Regions from separate parts of the Homo sapiens genome. Here region 1 is linked to region 2. A link is a contact called in ENCODE POLR2A ChIA-PET data. All regions are on one chromosome and are shown on one strand. Each heading gives the region's core, a stretch centred on a gene start or an enhancer-like site at or near the end of the contact. The rest is flanking DNA. Distances are from core to core; before and after follow the strand shown.

What was found. ChIA-PET counts read pairs that join two places held with the same protein, here RNA polymerase II (POLR2A).
Region 1: POLR2A ChIA-PET joins it to region 2 with 18 read pairs in BJ. The contact joins the promoter of LINC02175 here to the enhancer-like site in region 2. POLR2A ChIA-PET finds 5 or more read pairs at or near these places in 3 of 52 experiments (A549, BJ and activated CD4-positive, alpha-beta T cell).

What each region holds. Positions count from the first base shown.
Region 1 is chr16:25,065,302-25,068,424 of GRCh38, forward strand. LINC02175 (long intergenic non-protein coding RNA 2175) reads left to right here and starts at 1,586. Exons shown (of 2, transcript NR_135197.1): 1 at 1,586-2,345; 2 at 2,478-3,123. RefSeq lists a silencer at 1,489-1,878.
Region 2 is chr16:24,848,837-24,851,944 of GRCh38, forward strand. All of the region lies in intron 2 of SLC5A11 (solute carrier family 5 member 11), which reads left to right. Among named protein-coding and RNA genes, the nearest start is that of SLC5A11, 4.4 kb to the left of the region's middle. Within about 2 kb of position 1,640, at least 3 of the 41 ENCODE cell types and tissues checked have a DNase peak (open chromatin) inside an H3K27ac peak, as active enhancers do.

The DNA.
Region 1 (3,123 bases), core at 336-2,835, 220 kb after region 2:
TGGACTGGAGTATCTGTGACCAGTCAGCTGCTGTTGATTGCATCCGTCCTGCATCAAGTGTTGTGTGTTCGGCCATCCCCGTATCTCTGGGGGTGGGGACAGGGGCGGGGGCAGGAGCGTGGGGGGAAGGAATCCCTCTTTCATCAATGGAGTAAAGAGTGTGAATAAAACGATTGGCATCACAAACAGTGTGGCCCATCCTTGATTGAGGACCCCTGGTTAGCTTTAACTAGCTGCTCCTTTACTAAGTAGCTGGTTTTGTTTGTTTGTTTATTTATTTATTTAGAGACGGAGTCTTGCTCTGTCTCCCGGGCTGGAGTGCAGTGGCGCGATCTCAGCTCACTGCAACCTCCTCCTCCCGGGTTCAAGCGATTCTCCTGCCCCAGCCTCCCAAGTAGCTAGGACTACAGGCGCCCACCACCACACCAGGCTAATTTTTGTATTTTTAGTAGAGACGGGGTTTCACCATACTGGCCAGGTTGGTCTTGAACTCCTAGACCTTGTGATCCACCCACTTCAGCCTCCCAAAGTGCTGGGATTACAGGAGTGAGCCACCGTGCCCGGCCTAAGTAGCTGGTTTTATAAGGCGGCCAGGACTATTGAGAACATCACTGCCAGTTGCTGGCCAGCTTGCCCTTCAGCTAATGAGTTTTGTTATCTCAGTAGGTGTTGCCACTTCTTCCCACCCTGACGAACGTTAATGGACTGTATCTCCTTGTGAGGTCCCATCAGGTGTGGCCCGTGTCGGCCAGGTGGTTTCCCAGGCTCCCACCTGGGGGCAGCAGCAACACGACATCCTAACGGGTGGGTGCCTGAGTTCCACTAGAGTGAGGCTAGACTCTGTGGTCTTTGGTCTAGCCTCATGACCATCGCTCCATCACCGGCTGCTTGGGACAGCCAGGCAGACACTGTTTGGGAAAGTGTTCCAGCATAGTCCTGTGGATAACCCTTTTTCCTTTCCCCAAACACCAGGGTTTTTGGAACCATCACCTGGGAAGATTTAGGAATGGCTCCCTGGTGGTCTCCTAACAGCCTAAAGACCCCATGGGCTTTTCTTGGCGGTGTTGCTTATCTGCATGCCAAAGGACCAATCCTGTGGGCAAGGGGCTCGATGGCCCCACCTGGACCCTAGACAAAATGAACGTACTAGGGGGATCCCAGCACTGAAGATTTGCCTGGCCTTCCTGGGGGAGCAGTATGGCCGCCCACGGAGCCGGCTGCTGGTCTCCCTTTCCCATAACCTCCCGGAAGATCCACACCACGAATGATCTGATGGGGACAAAAACCCCGGGACTCGAGGGACCGTTGCGGCGGACCCTTAAAACACCTGGCAATCCCATTAAATTGAAACATGGTACATATTTTGCTCTTCTAGTTTTGGCTAATACGTTCTATTTAAAGGGTCTCCCAGCCACAGTTTGCCAGCGGGCAGGCGGCGCCGCAGGAAGTGACCGGGCAAGAACGGGGGTCGCCGCCCAGCTCGGCCTTCTGGTCTCTGCGCCCTCGGCCTGGGGCTCCAGGCCACAAGGGGAGGCCGTGCTGGGCGGGCCCGAAGGGGGTGGGCGGGGCCCCGGAAGAGACGTGGGGGCGGGGCCAACGGACCGCGGAGGCGGAGCCGCTACAGTCTGGGCGCTGGAGCGGTGGGAGCAGCGCTCGTCCGCCGTTGGGGCCCCCAGCCCGCGCGCGTGAAGCAGCTAGCCGACCAAGCCCCGGAAGGCGAGTGCCGGAGGGGGCGGGACAGCTCCTCCGGGGCCAGCGGGCACCAGGCTTGGGGGCTGAGGCCCAGCGGCCCGAGACCAACTGGGCTGACCGAGGCCGCCTCCCCGCCAGCCCTGGGGTCCACTGCCCGGGGAGCAGCTCCCTTCCCAGGTCAGACTCGGGCTTCATCCTCTCTTGCCGCGCGCCGAGCGGTTTTCAACTCTCACTGCTAGAATTCCTCCAACCACCCAGGATAGCAGGACCGAGATACATGGCCACCCATGACCCGGAGCGTCCACTTCCAGGGACAGGCAGTGGTGATTGGCTTCGGTTGTCATCTGTGCCATCTGTCCATGGTTCGAGAAGCTGCTGTTCACGTTTTGGGGAGGATCATGGTTTGAGGGCTCCCGTGGTAGAATTTGGGGAGCTCTCATAGGCAGAAGGCTGAGAAAAGTTGGTGCTGTGGGAAGTCAACTGGCAGCCGATGGAGTCGGGACCCGGGAGGAATGGAAAGGGAACCCAGATAGGAAGCTACTGCAGTAGGCTCAGAGAGGTGATGACGGCAGGGCTAAGACAGCGGCCTTGGGCGGTGACTGGGAAGAACGTTGAACACCGTGTTTGGGCTGAAGAAAAGAGCAAGGGAAGAGGTGAGGAACTTCAGGTGAGGGTTGATGTAGATGTTACTTACACAGGTAACAGACATTCTTCACCTTTTCATTGTTTTACAATGATTCATTCTCTCTCTCTCTAACATATAATTGTGATATTTTCACCTGTAGTCCCAGCTGCTCTGGAGTTTGAGGCAGGAGGATGGCTTGAACCCAAGAGGTGGAGGCTGAAGTGAGCCAAGATCGCGCCACTGCACTCCAGCCTGGGCGACAGGGCAAAACCCTGTCTCTAAAAAGAACTTTTTAAAAAAGCACCTGTAGATTTAAGCACATAATAACTACACTTTTGTCTGTTTTATTATGATATCAAAGTTAAATTTATGATGAATGACTAACTGGACAAAACTGAGAGCAACCACCACAGAGGTGAATATACTGAATGTATAACACTCTCTAATAATTTTAAGAACTCCGCTCTAATGAGCAGATATCACAGAAAGAGACTTTTCAGATGAAATACCGATGACCAGGAAATCTGTGAGACCATTTTAAAAAATTCGAAGTCATTGAAGAAATGCAAAGCTTCCAGGCTCCACTTTTCACTGATGAAATTGGCAGAGTTTGGGACAATGAGATGTTGCTGTCCCGGGAGTGCGGATGGGGCTGTGTCCTGTGATGGCGGTGGGCACTGGCACTCTTGTCCAGAAAGACATTCACCACTGTGGTTCAAGAAGCACCTCAAAGGTCTTCACCTTGGTCCCTTGTCCACCTCTGCCCGCGGTCTCTCCTCCTTTCAGCCTCCTCTTTCCCACACAGT
Region 2 (3,108 bases), core at 390-2,889:
TGGATATCGGGGAGGTAAGACTGGAGGGTCTTTCTCTAACCTAGACAGAAGTGATGGTGGCTCAGACAAGGGTGATAGCACTAAAAATGAGGGAAAATGTGTGGATTTATTATGTTTTGGAAGTAAGAGAGAATGGAATTGGGAGTGAATAGATTCTGGGAGGTGAGAAAGAGATGCTATAAATTCTTCGATGAGACATTTACATACCAGGCACTCTTGGTGCTTAGATGTAGTGCCTGGCACATAGAGGTGCTCACAGACCACTTGATAAGTGAACAAATGGACTAATGCCTTATAGATGACTCAGGTTTCTGGCAGGAGTGGCAGAGTGGCTGCAGCTGTCATTTAGTGAGGTGGGGAAGACTGGAAGAAGCACGTGCTTGGGCTGGAAAGCTTGGTCTGTAACTCGCACGTGTGAACTTTCAGACATCTATTAAGTAACAATGAGAAGCCGGGCACGGTGGCTCACGCCTGTAATCCCAGCACTTTGGGAGGCCGAGGCGGGTGGATCACCCGAGGTCAGGAGTTCAAGACAAGCTGGGCAACATGGTGAAACCCCATCTCTACTAAAAACACAAAAATTAGCCAGGCGTGGTGACACATGCCTGTAATCCCAGCTACTCGGGAGGCTGAGGCGGGAGAATCGCTTGAACCCGGGAGGCAGAGGTTGCAGTGAGCAGAGATTGCACCACTGCACTCCAGCCTGGGTAACAGAGCGAGACTCTGCCTTGGGGGCAAAAAAAAAAAAAAAAAAAAAATATATATATATATATATATATATATATATCCATGAGAGATGCCACGTTGGCATTTGGATGGACAGGTCTGGGCTCAGAAGGTGCTCTGTGATGTCTATTCTCTCTGGAATAATGAGACAAGATCATCCCTGAAAGGCAGGTGAAGGACAACGCTCTGCCGGGTCCCCTGCACTCACTGGGCATATGCCCTGTTACCCTGCTGTGGACCATTCAGGGAACGCTGCCCTGCCCTGCCATGCCTAGAATTTATTTCCAGATACCTGAAGCCGTGGCTCTTGCTAACGGACTAGGGGTGATCCTGGCCTCTGCTTCAGCCTCAAATCCTGAGATGTCTTTTTAAAATTTTTTATTTTATTATCATTATTATTATCTATTATTTGAGACAGGGTCTGGAGTGCAGTGGTGCAATCACAGCTCACTACATCCTCAACCTCTTGGGCTTAAACAATCCTTCTGCCTCAGCCTCCCAAATAGCCAGGCCCACAGACACACAGCACCATGCCCAGCTAATTTTTAAAAATTTGTTGTAGAGGAGAAAAAAAAAAGGGTCTCACTACATTGCCCAAGCTGGGCTCAAACTCCCGGCCTCAAGCGATCTTCATGCCTTGACCCCCCAGAATGCTGGGATTATAGGCATGAGCCATTGAGCCCAGCCAGGATCTGTCTTTTTGGCCTTTTTGTAGAGATCTCTCTGTTTCTATGAACCCCATGGCATCAACGGGTGGAGGAGGCCAGGGGTGGTCATTTAGCTCCTTATTCCTGCAGTTCTAGTCCCAGACAGCCCTTCTCTGCCTTCCAGGACTGACTCTTTTCCTCTTGTAGGGCTGCCTCCACTAGGCTCCCTAGACCCAGGCCAGGCCAGGGCACAGCTTGCTGCAGTGCAGCAGGCAGTCAGCGCCACTGCAGCCCAGGAGTGGTAGGAAAGGGTGCGAGTGGCTTCCAGCCTGGGTGATGAGACCCGTGCCAGTCCTTATCACATCTGGAATTTTCCCCACCAAGGTCCACGTGTCTCGGGGTAGTTAGGAGCTCTAGAGTTAAACCTGGGTTGGAGCCCTGCTTCAGTCATTTACTAGCAGTGTGGCCTTAGACCCGGCCTCAGCTTTGTTTTCCTCACCTGTACAATGGAGTTAATCAGAGTCCTTGTAGGGAGGCTGTGACTTCAAAACATGATTCATGCACATATGTGGCCAAGGTTTGCCTAACCACAAAGTTTATTCGTTTTTTTTTTTTCTTTAAGACAGAGTCTTGCTCTGTCACCCAGGCTAGAGTGCAGTGGTGAAATTTCAGCTCACTGCAACCTCCACCTCCCAGGTTCAAGCGATTCTTCTGCCTCAGCCTCCCAAGTAGCTGGGATTACAGGAGCCCACCACCACGCCCTGCTAATTTTTGTATTTTTAGTGGAGACAGGGTTTCATCACGTTGGCCAGGCTGGTCTCGAACTCTGGACCTCAAGCAATCCACCTGCCTCAGCCTCCCAAAGTGCTGGGATTACAGGCATAAGCCACTGCACCCGGCCTAGTTTATGCTCCTTTTATTTTTATTTTTATTGTTTTTAGAGATAGGGTCTCACTCTGTCACCAGGCTGGAATGCAGTGGTGCAATCATAGCTCAATGCAGTCTCAAACTCCTGGGCTTGGGCCCAGGGCAGTGGCTCACGCCTGTAATCCCAGCACTTTGGGAGGCCAAGGCAGGCGGATCACCTGAGGTCAGGAGTTCAAGACCAGCCTGGCCAACATGGTGAAACCCCATGTCTACTAAAAATACAAAAAAAGAAAAAAAAAATTAGCCGGACGTGGTTGCAAACGCCTGTAATCCCAGCTACCTGGGAGGCTGAGGCAGGCGAATCGCTTGGGGGCAGGAGAATCGCTTGAAGCCAGGAGGCAGAGGTTGCAGTGAGCCAAGATTGCACCACTGCACTACAGTCTGGGGGACAGAGTGAGACTTCATCTCAAAAAAAACAAAACAAAACAAAACTCCTGGGCTCAAGCAATCCTCCTGCCTCAGCCTCCCAAGTCATGCTTTCTTTAAAAAAAATGGTTTTATAAAATGGACGGGGAACAGAACAAGTACTCTGTATTTAATCACATTACACATACAATGAACATGCCTACTGCTTTTTACAAACCTGTGACGTATGTCTAATTATTAACCTCATTTCGTAGATGGGAAATTGAGCCTCAGAGAGGTGACTTGCCCACGATGAAGGAGCTCACAGGAGGCAGAGCTGGGATCTGAGTCAGGGCGGTGCAGTTCTAAAGTATTTACACTTTACGCTTTATCACGACATATCTATTTCCTGGAGAGTCTGTTGCTCATAATTAAAATTTGTAATTAGTCATTGTCATTTTCA